3 separate regions of the Homo sapiens genome follow, and regions 1 and 2 are each linked to region 3. Evidence: chromatin contacts called from ENCODE Hi-C or POLR2A ChIA-PET data. All regions are on one chromosome and are shown on one strand. Each heading gives the region's core, a stretch centred on a gene start or an enhancer-like site at or near the end of the contact. The rest is flanking DNA. Distances are from core to core; before and after follow the strand shown. Region 1 overlaps DEPDC5 (DEP domain containing 5, GATOR1 subcomplex subunit). Region 2 overlaps DEPDC5 (DEP domain containing 5, GATOR1 subcomplex subunit). Region 3 holds the start of PISD (phosphatidylserine decarboxylase).

Evidence for each region. A loop is a pair of places that touch in the nucleus more often than their neighbours do. ChIA-PET counts read pairs that join two places held with the same protein, here RNA polymerase II (POLR2A). Pooled maps may share reads with other maps.
Region 1: a loop to region 3 is called in a map with no recorded cell type, with 6 times the contacts of the local background. The contact joins the enhancer-like site here to the promoter of PISD in region 3. A Hi-C loop is called at or near these places in 3 of 37 single-sample maps with no recorded cell type and 4 of 50 pooled maps. POLR2A ChIA-PET finds 5 or more read pairs at or near these places in 13 of 52 experiments (AG04450, B cell, GM12878 and 10 more).
Region 2: a loop to region 3 is called in a map of HCT116, with 8 times the contacts of the local background. The contact joins the enhancer-like site here to the promoter of PISD in region 3. A Hi-C loop is called at or near these places in 2 of 168 maps with a recorded cell type or tissue (HCT116 and HepG2), 1 of 37 single-sample maps with no recorded cell type and 10 of 50 pooled maps. POLR2A ChIA-PET finds 5 or more read pairs at or near these places in 13 of 52 experiments (BJ, GM12878, HEK293T and 9 more).

What each region holds. Positions count from the first base shown.
Region 1 is chr22:31,787,209-31,792,003 of GRCh38, reverse strand. The region is part of intron 10 of DEPDC5 (DEP domain containing 5, GATOR1 subcomplex subunit); the gene reads right to left. Among named protein-coding and RNA genes, the nearest start is that of DEPDC5, 36 kb to the right of the region's middle. RefSeq lists an enhancer at 1,390-1,449. Within about 2 kb of position 1,697, at least 2 of the 41 ENCODE cell types and tissues checked have a DNase peak (open chromatin) inside an H3K27ac peak, as active enhancers do; they include GM12878, where a contact is called at or near this core.
Region 2 is chr22:31,824,903-31,829,282 of GRCh38, reverse strand. All of the region lies in intron 24 of DEPDC5 (DEP domain containing 5, GATOR1 subcomplex subunit), which reads right to left. Among named protein-coding and RNA genes, the nearest start is that of DEPDC5, 73 kb to the right of the region's middle. RefSeq lists an enhancer at 1-246. Within about 2 kb of position 2,667, at least 2 of the 41 ENCODE cell types and tissues checked have a DNase peak (open chromatin) inside an H3K27ac peak, as active enhancers do.
Region 3 is chr22:31,659,030-31,663,516 of GRCh38, reverse strand. PISD (phosphatidylserine decarboxylase) reads left to right here and starts at 1,302. Exons shown (of 8, transcript NM_001326411.2): 1 at 1,302-1,373. The coding sequence starts at 1,309. RefSeq lists enhancers at 1,262-1,561, 1,802-1,851, 1,069-2,268, 2,242-2,381, 1,677-2,570 and 1 more.

The DNA.
Region 1 (4,795 bases), core at 448-2,947, 130 kb before region 3:
AAGTTTGTTTCATTTACTTCACTATGAAGCAGACTGCATGCATATAATATTCTTTTTTTTTTTTTTTTTTTTTTTTTTGAGACGGAGTCTTACTCTGCCACCAGGCTGGAGTGCAGTGGCGCTATCTTGGCTCACTGCAACCTCCGCCTCCTGGGTTCAAGCAATTCTCCTGCCTCAGCCTCCCAAGTAGCTGGGACTACAGACGCACGCCACCATGCCCAGCTAATTTTTGTATTTTTAGTAGAGATGCGGTTTCACCATGTTGGCCAAGATGGTCTCGATCTCCTGACCTCGTGATCCGCCTGCCTTGGCCTCCCAAAGTGCTGGGATTACAGGTGTGAGCCACTGTGCCCAGCCCTTTTTTTTTTTTTTTTTTGAGGCAGTCTCATTCAGTTGCCCAGGCTGGAGTGCAGTGGCACAATCTCGGCTCATTGCAGCCTCCACCTCCCAGGTTCAAGCAATTCTCCTGCCTCAGCCTCCAGAGTAGCTAGGATTACAGGTGGGCCACCTGGGTAATTTTTGTATTTTTAGTAGAGACAGGGTTTCACCATGTTGGCCAGGCTGGTCTCGAACTCATGGCCTCAAGTGATCTGCTTGCCTCGGCCTCCCAAAGTGCTGGGATTACAGGTGTGAGGCCCAGCTGCACATAATATTCTTAATCCAGGTGGCTCAGCAGCAGTGCACAGTATTGAATAGCTTCAGGTAATTATAGGCTGCAGTGCAGGGGACAGAGCACTGCTGGGAGTCAGAAGCCCTAGATGGAGTCCTGAACCTGAAACTTGCCACTATGTGACTTTAGGAAAGTTATCTAAAGTGCCAGGAATGTGGAAAGTGATTGGAAAACTGCAAATCAGCATTAAGTAATGGTGACTGTCTCCCAGTTCCCGAGTAGCTGGACTACAGACACGCGTCACCAGGCCCAGATAATTTTTGCATTTTTTATAAAGACAGGGTTTCGGCTGGGCGTGGTGGCTCAAACCTGCAATCCCGGTGCTTTGGGAGGCTGAGGCGGGTGGATCACCTGAGGTCAGGAGTTCGAGACCAGCCTGGCCAACATGGCGAAACTCCATCTCTACTAAAAGTAGGAAAATTACCCAGGCAATGTGGCACGCGCCTGAAATTGCAGCTACTCAGGAGGCTGAGGTAGGATAATCACTTGAACCCAGGGGGTGGAGACTGCAGTGAGCCAAGACTGTGCCATTGCACTCCAGCCTGGGCGACGGAGCGAGACTCCGTCTCAAAAAAAAAAAAAAAAAGAAAAAAAAAAAGAGAGATAGGGTTTCATCATAATCCCCAGGCTGGGCTCAAGTGATCCACTTGCCTTGGCAAAGTGCTGGGATTACAGGCGTGAGCCACAATGCCAGGCCTACAGTGTTTTTTAATTTCTGCAGAATTGTGGTCTAGGGAACAAGAACAGCACCCATGGTGGTGGATTTAAGAATCAAAGGCACTCCCACACCCTACTAGTCTCATAGGATGAGGGTGGGGTTTGCTCTGGACTCAGCGGTATAAGCCAAGGCAAAGAACTACCTTTGGACAGGGACAGGGACTAATGAGAATAAACATTTCCATGGAGTCTGGAGATCAATATCCTAGAAGTAGGGTGTTTACAGATGAACATCAAAAGTGGCTTGCAACAGTTAGCTAGCAAGCGCAGTTTCAGTTCCTCCTGGGTCTCTGAAGACAACAGCCTATACTGACCAACCCCATCTTTATCTTAAGTATGCTTAGTGACTACAGAATTCAACACTCACTATATAAGGCACATAATATAATGTACATTTCATGGATGTATCTCAAGTGGACAGAAATTCCTAAATACAAGCCACAGTACCCAGAGCAGAGTGCTAGGAAACAGCAGACCTTCACTGACTGCCAATTAATTCACGGGAGTCCAAGAGCTCCAAAATCAGCACCCTTATCTAATTTTAGTGCAAGTGATATACAGGAAAACACAACGGGCTCACAATGGGCTGATATGGGCATGGAGTGTCTCAACTCATAAGTGATGTGGTGAGAGGGTCTATTATTATCTCCATTTTGCAGCTGAAGAAATGGAGCCTCAGAGACTAATCCTTGGAGACCAAAAAGCTAATCAGCCAGGCATGGTGGCCTGCGCCTGTAGTCCCAACTACTGAGGAGGATGAAGTGACAAGATCCCTGGAGCCCAGGAGTTCAAGACCAGCCTAAGCAGCATAGCAAGACTCTGTCTCTTAATCAAAAAAGAAAAAAAAAAAAGCAAGCTGATGAGATCATTTAAAACCCAGTCTGCCTTAATCCAAACTCTACTCTTTTACACTACATAATGTGACTTCAAATACTTTTTCATCAAAATGTTTTCATGTGAAATCAAGGTGAGATAATCGAATGAAATAATTTTTTAATTGTGGCAAAATACATATAAATATTGCCATCGTGACATTTAATACATTCACAATGTTGTATAACTATCACCATTATTTGGATCCAAAACATTTTCATCACCCCAACAGGAAATCCCAAACTGATGAAACAGTCACTCCCCACCCTCAGTCCCTGGCAACCACTAATCTCTATATTATATATTTACCTATTCTGGACATTTCATATAAATAAGATCTTATGATTTGTATTTGATCCACTATGTCTGGCTTCTCTCACTTAACATGTGTTCAAGATTCATCTATGCTGTAGCATGTGTTAGTACTTCATTCTTCTTTATAGCAGAATAATACTACATTGTATGGATATACATTTTATTTATCTATGCTTTAGCTGACAGACATTTGTTATTTGTGTTATCCTACTTTTTAGCTAATATGAATAATGCTGTCAAGAATACGGGCTAGGCCCATAATCCGGCACTTTGGGAGGCCAAGGTGGGGAGATCACTTAAGGCCAGGAGTTCGAGACCAGCCTGGCCAACATGGTGAAACCACATCACTACTAAAAATACAAAAATTAGCAGGGTAAGGTGGCGCACACCTATAATCCCAGCTACTTGGCAGGCTGAGGGACGAGAATCGCTTGTACCTGGGAGGTGGAAGTTGCAGTGAGCCATGTTCGAGATCGCAGCACTGCACTCCAGTCTGGGCGACAGAGCGAGACTGTCTCTAAAAATACATAAATAAATAAAATAAAGAATATGGGCCCAGTCGCGGAGGCTCACGTCTGTAATCCCAGCACTTTGGGAGGCCAAGGCGGGCGGATCACCTGAGGTCAGAAGTTCGAGACCACCCTGGCCAACATGGTGAAACCCCGTCTCTACTAAAAACACAAAAAAATTAGATGGGCGTGGTGGTGGGCGCCTGTAATCTCAGCTATTCGGGAGGCTGAAGCAGGAGAACTGCTTGAACCCGGGAGGCAGAGGTTGCAGTGGGCCGAGATCACACCATTGTACTCCAGCCTGGGCAACAAGAGCAAAACTCTGTCTCAAAAAAAAATATGGGCTAGGCACTGTAGCTCACGTCTGTAATCTCAGCACATTGGGAGGCCAAGGTGGGAAGATCACTTAAGCTCAGGAGTTCGAGATCAGCCTGGATAACATAGTGAGACCTAGTTTCCACCAAAAAAAAAAAAAAAATTGCCCGGGCATAGTGGCACATGCCTGTAGTCCTAGCTACTATAGGAGGCTGAGGAGGGAGGATGGCTTGAGCCCAGGCGATCAAGGCTGCAGTGAGCTATGATTGCGCCACTGCACTCTAGCCTGGGCAACATGGCGAGACTCTGTCTCAAAAAAAAAAAAAAAAAAAAAAAAAAATACAGTCATCCTAGTGGGTGTGAAGTGGCATTTCATTGTGGTATTAGGTTGCATTTTCCTAATGACTAATGATCTTGAGCATCTTTTCATGTACTTGTTGGACATTCATGTATATTCTTTAGAGAAATGTTGATTCAAGTCCTTTGCCCATTTGTTTTTTTAATTATTTTAATTATTTTTTAATTTTTATGGGTACATAGTAGGTGTTTAATATCTGTGGGGTACATGAGATGTTTTGATACAGGCATGTAATGTGAAATAATCACATCATGGTGAATGGGGCAGCCTTTGCCCATTTGTCAATTAGGGTTTTTTCTTTTCGTTCTTGAGTTACAGAAGTTCTACATATTTTCTGGATAACAGACTTTTATCAGAAAATAATTTGCAAATAATATTTTCTCCCATTCTGTGGGTTGTCTTCTTTTTTCTTCTTCTTTTTTTTTTTTTTTTAAAGAGACAGGGTCTTGCTCTGTCCTATCACCCAGGTTGGAGTGCAGTGGTACAATCATACTGTAACCTCAAATTCCTGTGATCAAGGGATCCTCTTGCCTCAGCCTCTTGAGTAGCTGAGACTAGAGGCATTTGCCAATGCAGCCAGCTAATTTTTTTCTATTTTTATTTTTGTAGAGACAGGGTCTCGTTTTGTTGTCTGGGTTACTCGAACTTTTGGCTTCACACGATTCTCCCACCTCAGCCTCCCAAAGTGCTGGGATTAAAGGTGTGAGCCAGCAGGTCTGGCCTCTTTACTTTCTTGACAATGTCCGTTGATGCACAAAAGTTTTTAATTTTGAAGTCTGATTCAACTGCTTTTAATTTGGATGCCGTGCTTTTGGTGTTATATCTAAGAAACCACTGCCAAATTCAAGGTTATATGAATTTCCCAGCCAGGCATGGTGGTTCTATCTGTAATCCTAGCAATTTGGGAGGCCAAGGTGGGTGACCGCTTGAGCTCAGGGGTTTGAGACCAGCCTGGGCAACATGGCAAAACCCCATCTCTATAAAAAAACACAAAAAATTAGCTAGGTGTGGTAGCAAATGCCTGTAGTCTCAGCTACT
Region 2 (4,380 bases), core at 1,418-3,917, 160 kb before region 3:
TGGGATTACAGGCGTCAGACACCGCGCCAGTCTTCTCTGATTTTTTAATGAATGAAATGTTAACCAGTTGTGAATTCAGACCCCACCTTGTCCCAAAACAAGGACTCTATGTGGTAATCTAGCCCATAATGTACCCAACCTACTTTTGATCCAGACAACCGCTCTGTGGGACAGGCAGTCAGGAAGGGGAGGATCTTTATGCCCATTACACAGATGAAGAACCTGAGCCTCAGCTTGAAAGTCCAGTGAGGGGCAGGGGGAATTCTGATCCTGGTTGTTTTCATCACAGCACACTCCCTCATCTAGCACATCCTCATTTAGCAGAGATCACATGTTCAAACCACACTGAAACCATTCACAGTTCAATCCCCCACAAGACGGCTTTCCTTTCATCGTCATTACCCCACATGGGAATTGCTTGAAAGAGAATCCCAAGTGCATGAGGAAGCAGAGCTCCTTGAGGTCGGGAGAGTCAGTGTCTTAGTAGTTTTTGTTTCTTCTCAGGCCTTAGCACAGTGCCTAGAGTTCAATACACTTTTCTCGAATGGGTAAGAGTTTAGTGAGTTTGAAGAAGGCAAAACATGTTCCATGAAAACTGAGGATGGCTTGAAAGGAAAGTCACTTAAAAACCAAGCAAGGAGAAAAAGACTACCCAAGTCTTTGAAAAAAAGGAATCTAGTTAATTGTTTAAGAAGGTTATAAGAAAGAAAAGCATTAGAGAAAAATTAAATCATGCTTCAGTAGAGAGAAAGCTAACTTCAGAAGATTTTTAGCATTCATTCAACTATCTATTATGTGCCAGGAACTGTTTTTTTTTTTTTTTTTTTTTTGAGACGGAGTTTTGCTCTTGTTGCCTAGGCTGGAGTGCAATGGCGTGACCTTGGCTCACTGCAACCTCCGCCTCCCGGGTTCAAAGCGATTCTCCTGCCTCAGCCTCCCAAGTAGCTGGGATTACAGGCATGCGCCACCACGCCTGGCTAATTTTGTATTTTTAGCAGAGATGGCGGTTTCTCCATGTTGGTCAGGCTGGTCTCGAACTCCCGACCTCAGGTGATCCGCCCGCCTTGGCCTCCCAAAGTGCTGGGATTACAGGCGTGAGCCACTGTGCCCAGCCACCAGGAACTGTTTTAAGCTCTGGGAATACAGTCATGAGCAAAACAAAAATCCTGACAGTCATGGAACTTACAATAAAAAAAGTACAAAATTTAAAAATCTAGCATGCCAGGTGGCACAATGGAGAAATATTAGGTAGAGAGGATAGGAGGGGAGTGCTGAAGTAAAATATGGCAATTCAGGCAAGACCTGAAGGAAGCGAGAGAGCGAGCTGTGGGAAGGGTGGCCATGTCATTTATCATCCAATACAGGACACCTCTGAGACTGGAAGGGGACACTATTAATAGTCATATGGGTTCACAAATTCAAACCAGGACTGTCTTGGGCAAATGCAGACATCTGGATCTTAGCCATGATGCTCTCTGGAGTAAAGGCACAGCAGAGGGGCGAACAAGAGGAAGGACCTGCAATTCAGAGTGAGCCTGATCTATCTGGGGAACCTCCAGAGTGAAATGAGAGGGAGAAAGCAGGAGACGAGGACTGAGCGTAACAAGCAGCCACATGACATGAGGGGTCTATCTGCCACCATAATGCCTTGGCTTTTACTCCAAGTGAGCTGGGAAGCCCTTGGAAAATTTTGTGCAGAGAAGTTCATAATCCAAATTCTATTTTATAAAGGTCACTCTGATTTGTTGTGTTGAAAATAAACGATATGGAAGGGCAAGGGAGGAGCCCAAGACCAGGTAACTCGCTACTGCATCCAGGCAAAAGATGATGGCACCTTAGGCCAGGCTAAGACTGATGGAAGTAAGACTATGGATATATCCTGAAGATCTGACATTAATTGGTTTTGCATATGGTTATAACAAATTAATGTCCGATATATGGTTATAAAAATTTGAATAATTTTATCTAATTTCTTTCAGTGGCTCATTAACATAATTGATCAGGTAGCTTAAGGTCAAAGATGGGAGTTCAGTTCCCATGTGGCTATAGATCACCTCTTGATGGCCACTAACCCCTTTGAAAACACATGCTATAGGTTACATAAAGGGACTGGGAAAGGGAAAAGATGACCCCACTTAACAATATCACCCTGACTAGAAAAACAACCCCAGGATCCCACACCATCTATGAGAAGCCAAGCATTCAGAGCATACGTATATAATTAAGCCAGGTGTGGTGGTATGTGCCTGTAGTCCCAACTATTTGGGATGCTGAGGTGAAAGGATCACATCATCCCAAAAGGTTGAGGCTGCAGTGAGATCAAGCCACTGTACTCTATCCTGGACAACAGAGGAAGATCCTGTCTCTTAAAAAAAAAAAAAAAAACTATGTATAATTAAATACTTGCATACCAATTAAATAATAATATTGTGTGTTATTCAAATTCTTCTCACATACGGCAACTTGGTCTTGGAAATATAAATTCATTTGTCCATAAATGTGTTAAACATTGAGTGGAGAAAATGAATAAAGATAAGCTCTTTCAGTCTAGTGAGGAGACAGACATGGAAAACAAGCAGTGAGATCACAACATGCCAAGTTGTACAATTGGGTTATGCATACGGAGCTGTGCGGAAACATGCCTAACACACCCCGGGAGGGCATGGGAAGGAGGGGGAACCACCGGGGCAGGCTTCAAAGAAGAGGTATTGTTGCAGCTGAATAATAAACTAAGTTCATGCCTGCCAGTCAGAATCAGGGGTTAAAGACAGGGAAGAAGCATATTCTATAGAGAGGAACCTATCTATGCAAAGGAACACGAGGACACAGTTCTTTTGAGGAGCACAAGAAATGCCTGGAATACAAAATATGTTATTGTAATGACAACAACAGCTCCTATTTGTTGAGTGCTCACCATGGATGTCCAGCACTGTCCTAAGAATTTATGTGGATTATCACATTTAATAGTCAATCTCCAGCCAGGTGTGGTGGCTCATGCCTGTAATCCCAGCACTTTGGGAGGCTGAGATGGGCAGATCACAGGAGGCCAGTAGTTTGAGACCAGACTGCCCAACATGGCAAGACTCCATCTCTACTAAAAATACAAAAATTAGCTGGGGGTGGTAGTACACACCTGTAATCCCAGCTACTTGGGAGGCTGAGGCAGGGGAATTGCTTGAACCCGGGAGGCAGAGGTTGCAGAGAGCTGAGATCGCACCACTGCACTCCAGCCTGGGAGACAGAGTGAGTCTCTTCCTCAAAAAAGAAAAAAAAAAAATTCAATCTCTTCATGATAAAGACACTGAGATACCCAGAAATTAGTGTAGTAACTGGCCTGAGGGCTTCACTGCTCATGAGGTGGAGTCAGGCCTCATGTCCTAAGATCCTGGAGCCTGCGCTCTTTCCACCTGCAGTACCATGTGGAAGAGGAGGCAGGTGAAGATACAACCACAGGGAGGAGCTGGGTGATGATCAGCACTATAGCCATGAAGAGCCATGAAAGGGTTACATGTGGGAAGGAGTGGCTGATCAGATCTGCATCTGGAAACATCAGTGACAGTATGGACTATGAATCAGAAGGGATGAGAACAGAGCAGGAAGATCATTTTGAAGGCTACTGCAATAATCCTGGCCACAAATGACAGGAGTCTGAACAATGCAGTGAGAACGGAGGTGAGGAGCCAATCAGAAGAAGGAGTGGAAGAGGAAGCATGGGCTGAGGAACAGGGAGACATGAGTTTGGCTGTCAATGCATTAAGGATGAGGTACTTGGGGGCCATCTGAGCAGAGAGGTCCATCAGGTGGACACACCTACAGCTCAGAAGCCAAAGAGAAGGCTGAGCCAGAGCTTCAGGTTGCAGCAAATGCTTTTCCAATTTGAGTCTGCCAGGGAACCCTTAGCTCAGAGGACTCCACAATGGTGTCATGTTAAAATCTTCCACAACCACCCCAAATAAAGATTCTTTGAAACTTCTTTTCCCTAAAATGATTTTAAAATTCTAAAACAAATTTTATGGGAAATCAACTGGTCCACCTGAGCTATCCCAGGCCCCAAACAACTTCCAAGACTACCTGGGTACATTCTGGTGCTGCTACCATCAGAACCTGTAATTCCCCCTGCTTCAGTTAACCAGTGAAACTAGTTCAAGTATAGTCAAATGAGTCCCAGAGTAGCCCTCCTCGGCGCAACTCTACCCCAAACAGCCTGAGAGGCTCAAACTCTGGGTTCCTAAAAATGGCTCCTTGGCATAGCAAAGCAATAGCCCCTCTAAAGGTACTTTCTTTTCTTCCTTTTTTTTTTTTTTTTTGAGACGGAGTCTTGCTCTGTCGCCCAGGCTGGAGTGCAGTGGCACGATCTCGGCTCACTGCAAGCTCCACCTC
Region 3 (4,487 bases), core at 53-2,552:
CTGTAGGAGCTGAGTATGCCCTAGTTGAACTTAAGCCAACTACACAGAAATACCTGCAGGGACCAGGGAGCATATTCCTCCTCCTGTCAAATGCCTGGTGAAGGCAACTGTGATTATCAGCTTAGCAGATGAAAAAGTAGGGCTGCATTCCTTCAGTTGTTGGACCCAAATTCTGCCAGATTCTGACAAAGGGCTTAAAAGGAAGAATGTTTAGGCCAGGTGCGGTGGCTCACGCTTGTAATCCCAGCATTTTGAGAAGCCGAGGCGGGCGGATCACGAGGTCAGGAGATCGAGACCATCCTGGCTAACATGGTGAAACCCCGTCTCTACGAAAAATATATATAAAAAAATTAGCCGGGCGTTGTGGCGGGCGCCTGTAGTCCCAGCTACTCGGGAGGCTGAGGCAGGAGAATGGCGTCAACCCGGGAGGCGGAGCTTGCAGTGAATCGAGATCGCGCCACTGCACTCCAGCCTGGGCGACAATGAGAGACTCTGTCTCAAAAAAAAAAAAAAAAGAAGAAGATGTTTAGGACATGGTTTTTGGAGTCAGAGACGTATGTTCAAATTCTGGCTTCACTATTTTATAGTCTTTGGGCATATGCCCTTTATGTACCCTTGAAGATGTTGCTTAACCTTCCTGAGCCTCAGGTACCTCATCTTTAAAATGGGGATAATGTCTCGGGCCTAGCTGCGAGTCTCTAGTCAGTGCTCAGTAAAAAGTAGCAGACATGATTGAAAACTCGTTTTCCTCTTACAATTGAAGATAGGAACCTTTTCAAGAGCAAGCACCAGGCACCGAATTTAACGACTGGTTGCATTTCTAGGTGATCCAAGACCGTTTGCCCCCGGTCTCCCTGGCAGCACAGCGGTAGGAGATAAGAATGATATGACACCATGCTTGCAAAGTGCTCACAACACACTCCGGCGCTTAAAAAACGAGAGCTGAGTCATGGATGCCCAGTTTCCCCATCCGTAAAATGAGCAAGTTCGATCACTTGAAACGACATTCTTGGATCTTGGATGACTCAGATTTTCCAGGTACATGAGGAAAGGCACCCAGAGGGAAGGAGGAGGAGTGGCAGTGCTGCGACCAAGCCCAGGTTTAGCGAAACCTACAGCTCCACTAGTTCCCCTACCTCCGCAGGTGCCAAGCGGGTTAGGTGGGGAGTAGCCACAGGGCGGAGCTTAGTCGGCTCCGCCCCCAACCCGCGCTTTTCTCATTGGCCCACTGAACTCGAGACTCGTGACGCCTTAAGCGTGCGCCCAGCGTGTGAAGGGGGCGTGGCACGCTGAGAAGGAGCAGACAAGATGGCGACGTCCGTGGGGCACCGATGTCTGGGATTACTGCACGGGGTCGCGCCGTGGCGGAGCAGGTATAGCAGCGCGGAGAGACTACCTTGGGGCGTGGGGCAACCTGGACCAAGCTGGGGTCTGAAGAGAGATGTTTCTGTGTCGCGGGCTCGCTCTGAGGCGAGCTCGGGTGGAGACGGAGCCACCTTCACCTCGAGCTTAGGAGCAGGTGCGACTGCTCCTGCGTAGGGCGGTCCGGATTTACTTAGGGTGTGGCCTAGAAGCTCGCGCTTTGCCCTTTCCAGCTAGGTGGAAGTTCACGAGGGACAAAAATCAGATGAAATAGGCTACCTGCCCGTCTCTTGAGTCGAGGCAGGGCTTTCAGATGTTCAGATGCCATTTTCTCGTGTGTTCGTTTTCGTAGAAGGAATGATGTCCTGTGGGAAGGACACTAGATTGAGTGTCAGGCAACTTTCATTTCTGGATCTTAGTCTTTGAAGCTAGAGGGTTAGGTTAGGTAATCTCAAAACAATATGTTATGGGGCTAGAGTCTTGGTTACCCTTGTGACCCCCAGCTGTTAGATTCTTAGAAATGTGGGAGACTTGAGGGGTCTTCTGAGTCCAGCTGTCTCTCTTTGGAGTTAATGAGATTGAGGCTCCGAGAGAGGGAGGGATTTGCTCAAGTTCACCTAGCCAGTTTGTAGCAGAGCCCGGACCCCCATCAAGGTACCCCCTCACGCGACGATCTTTCTCTCAGGCTGCCCGCCGTGAGGGCAGTGGTTATACAGAAAATAGCTTAGAGCATTTGGAGTGTCGGAAAATGGATTAAAATGTAGCTGTGATTCAGAGTCGGCTGCCTGGTGTCATTTCAAAGAGCTAAGATTTGAGAGATGCGCCATACTTGTGTGTTTCCTACAGGGTTCATTTTGTCAGCGTTGATCAGAGGATAACCTATTGTTTTGGGAGGAGACGGACACTGGATTTGGACTGAGAGGGAACAGAAACCATCATTGGTCTTGTTATGAAAGCGTCACTCTTTCATCATTAACTGTACAGAAATGATTATCTCTCAGGAGAGGGCTCTGCATTGTGGTGGTAACTGTTAGAATTTGGGCAGGAGACTTTGTTTTCAATGTTATTACCAGGCGTGCTGTGTATGAGTCAACCCTGAATTCATTTAAAGTGTGTCACAGGCTGGGCGCGGTGGCTCACGCCTGTAACCTCAGCACTTTGGTAGGCCAAGGTGGGTGGATCACTTGAGGTCAGGAGTTCGAGACCAGCCTGGCCAATGTGGTGAAACCCTGTCTCTACTAAAAAATACAAAAATTAGCCGGGCATGGTGGCAGGCACCTGTAATCCCAGCTACTTGGGAGGCTGAGGCAGGAGAATTGCTTGAACCTGGGAGGCGGAGGTTGCAATAAGCCAAGACTGCGCCGCTGGAGTCCAGCCTGGGCGACAGAGTGAGACTCTGTCTCAAAAAAATTAAAAATAAATAAAGTGTGTCACGAATTGAAAGGACTAAAATGAGACTCTTAAAAAATTGTTTTTTGTTGTTGTTATTTGTTTTGGAAGTCAGAGCCTCACTCTGTTGCCCAAGAGGGAGTGCAGTGGTGTGATGATGGCTCACTGCAGCCTCCACCTCCTGGTCTCAAGCAGTTCTTCCACCTCAGCCTCCTGAGTAGCTAGGACCACAGGTGCACGCCACCCCGCCCAGCTGCATTTTTTTTGGGGGTGGGGGTGGAGACAGGGTTTCACCATGTTGCCCAGGCTGGTGTTGAACTCCTGGGCTCAAGTGATCCACCCACTTTCACCTCTCTAAGTGCTGGCATTACAGAAGTGAGCCATCGCAGTCCACCTAAAATAATTTTTTTAAATGATGAGAGGAGGCTGTACCTCAGTCACCATCATTAAAAGGGAAAGAAAAAAAGCTATGTTTTAGTACCAGTGTAGATAGATAAGGCTAGACTTAGATGCAGTGGGTGAGAGAGATGAAGATTTGGGTACAATAAGAAACCTTAATTTTCAAAGGTATTCTATATCAAGATAGAAATGATATTAATACACAAACCAAAAAGATAACATTTCTGTGGGTTTTTAGTAAACCAGTGCCTATTTGTGAGACATGTAAATGAAAACCTTATATTTCAGGTAAGTTTTTCAATAACTGGGTGATGTGTGACAGGTGATAGATAACATCTTGGGTGATAATTTAGGGCCATGTTTCCTAAACTCATTTGATAAAAGAATGGGCTGAATGGGCTGGGATGCTTGTTAGAAATAGAGATTCCTTGGGAGTCTCTCTGAGCCTGCTGTAGTTTGGGAGGCTGGCTGATTAAAAAAAACAAAGCCGGGCACGGTGGCGCATGCCTGTAATCCCAGCACTTTGGGAGGCCAAGGTGGGTGGATCATGAGGTCAGGAGATCGAGACCAGCCTGGCCAACATGCTGAAACCCCGTCTCTAACAAAAATTAGCCGGGTGTGGTGGCGTGTGTCTGTAGTCCCAACTACTCAGGAGGTTGAGGCAGGAGAATCTCCTGAACCCGGGAGGCGGAAGTTGCAGTGAGCCGAGATCACGCCACTGGACTCCAGCTTCGGCAACAGAGCAAGACTCCGTCTCAAAAAAAAAAAGATTCCAGATATGCCCCCATCCTACTGCCAATTTCAGATTCAGTAGATATAAGTTGGGGCTCTGGCAACTGTAGTTTTTACAGGTGATTCTTAGGTTCAGGCAAGTACGGACAATAGTACCTAGGAAGTAGCTTCTCGTGCATGACTTCCATCAGAAATATTTATGGCATCCCTACCACTGCAAACCACACTGTCAACGGACCATAGAGAAGGGAGAAGAGAGAAGGGAAGGGGAGCAAATGAAGAAATTAAAAACATTTGAAATAGGCCTTGTCTTCAAGGAACTTTACTATATACTTGTAATACATGGTGGAATACGGGATAAAGCCTTCAAGAGGTCTGTCCGTTCTGTTTTAGGAGAACTTTCACAGCTTTAGAAAGCAAGGGAGACATAAGGACTATAGGCAAAATGTTACTACTAGGGGTGATGTTAAAAATGTCTTAGGCCTGGGCGTGGTGTCTCATGCCTGTAATCCCAGCATTTTGGGAGGCTAAGGCGGGTGGATTGCATGAGCTCAGGAGTTCAAGACCAGCCTGGGCAACATGGCAAAAACCCATCTGTACAAAAA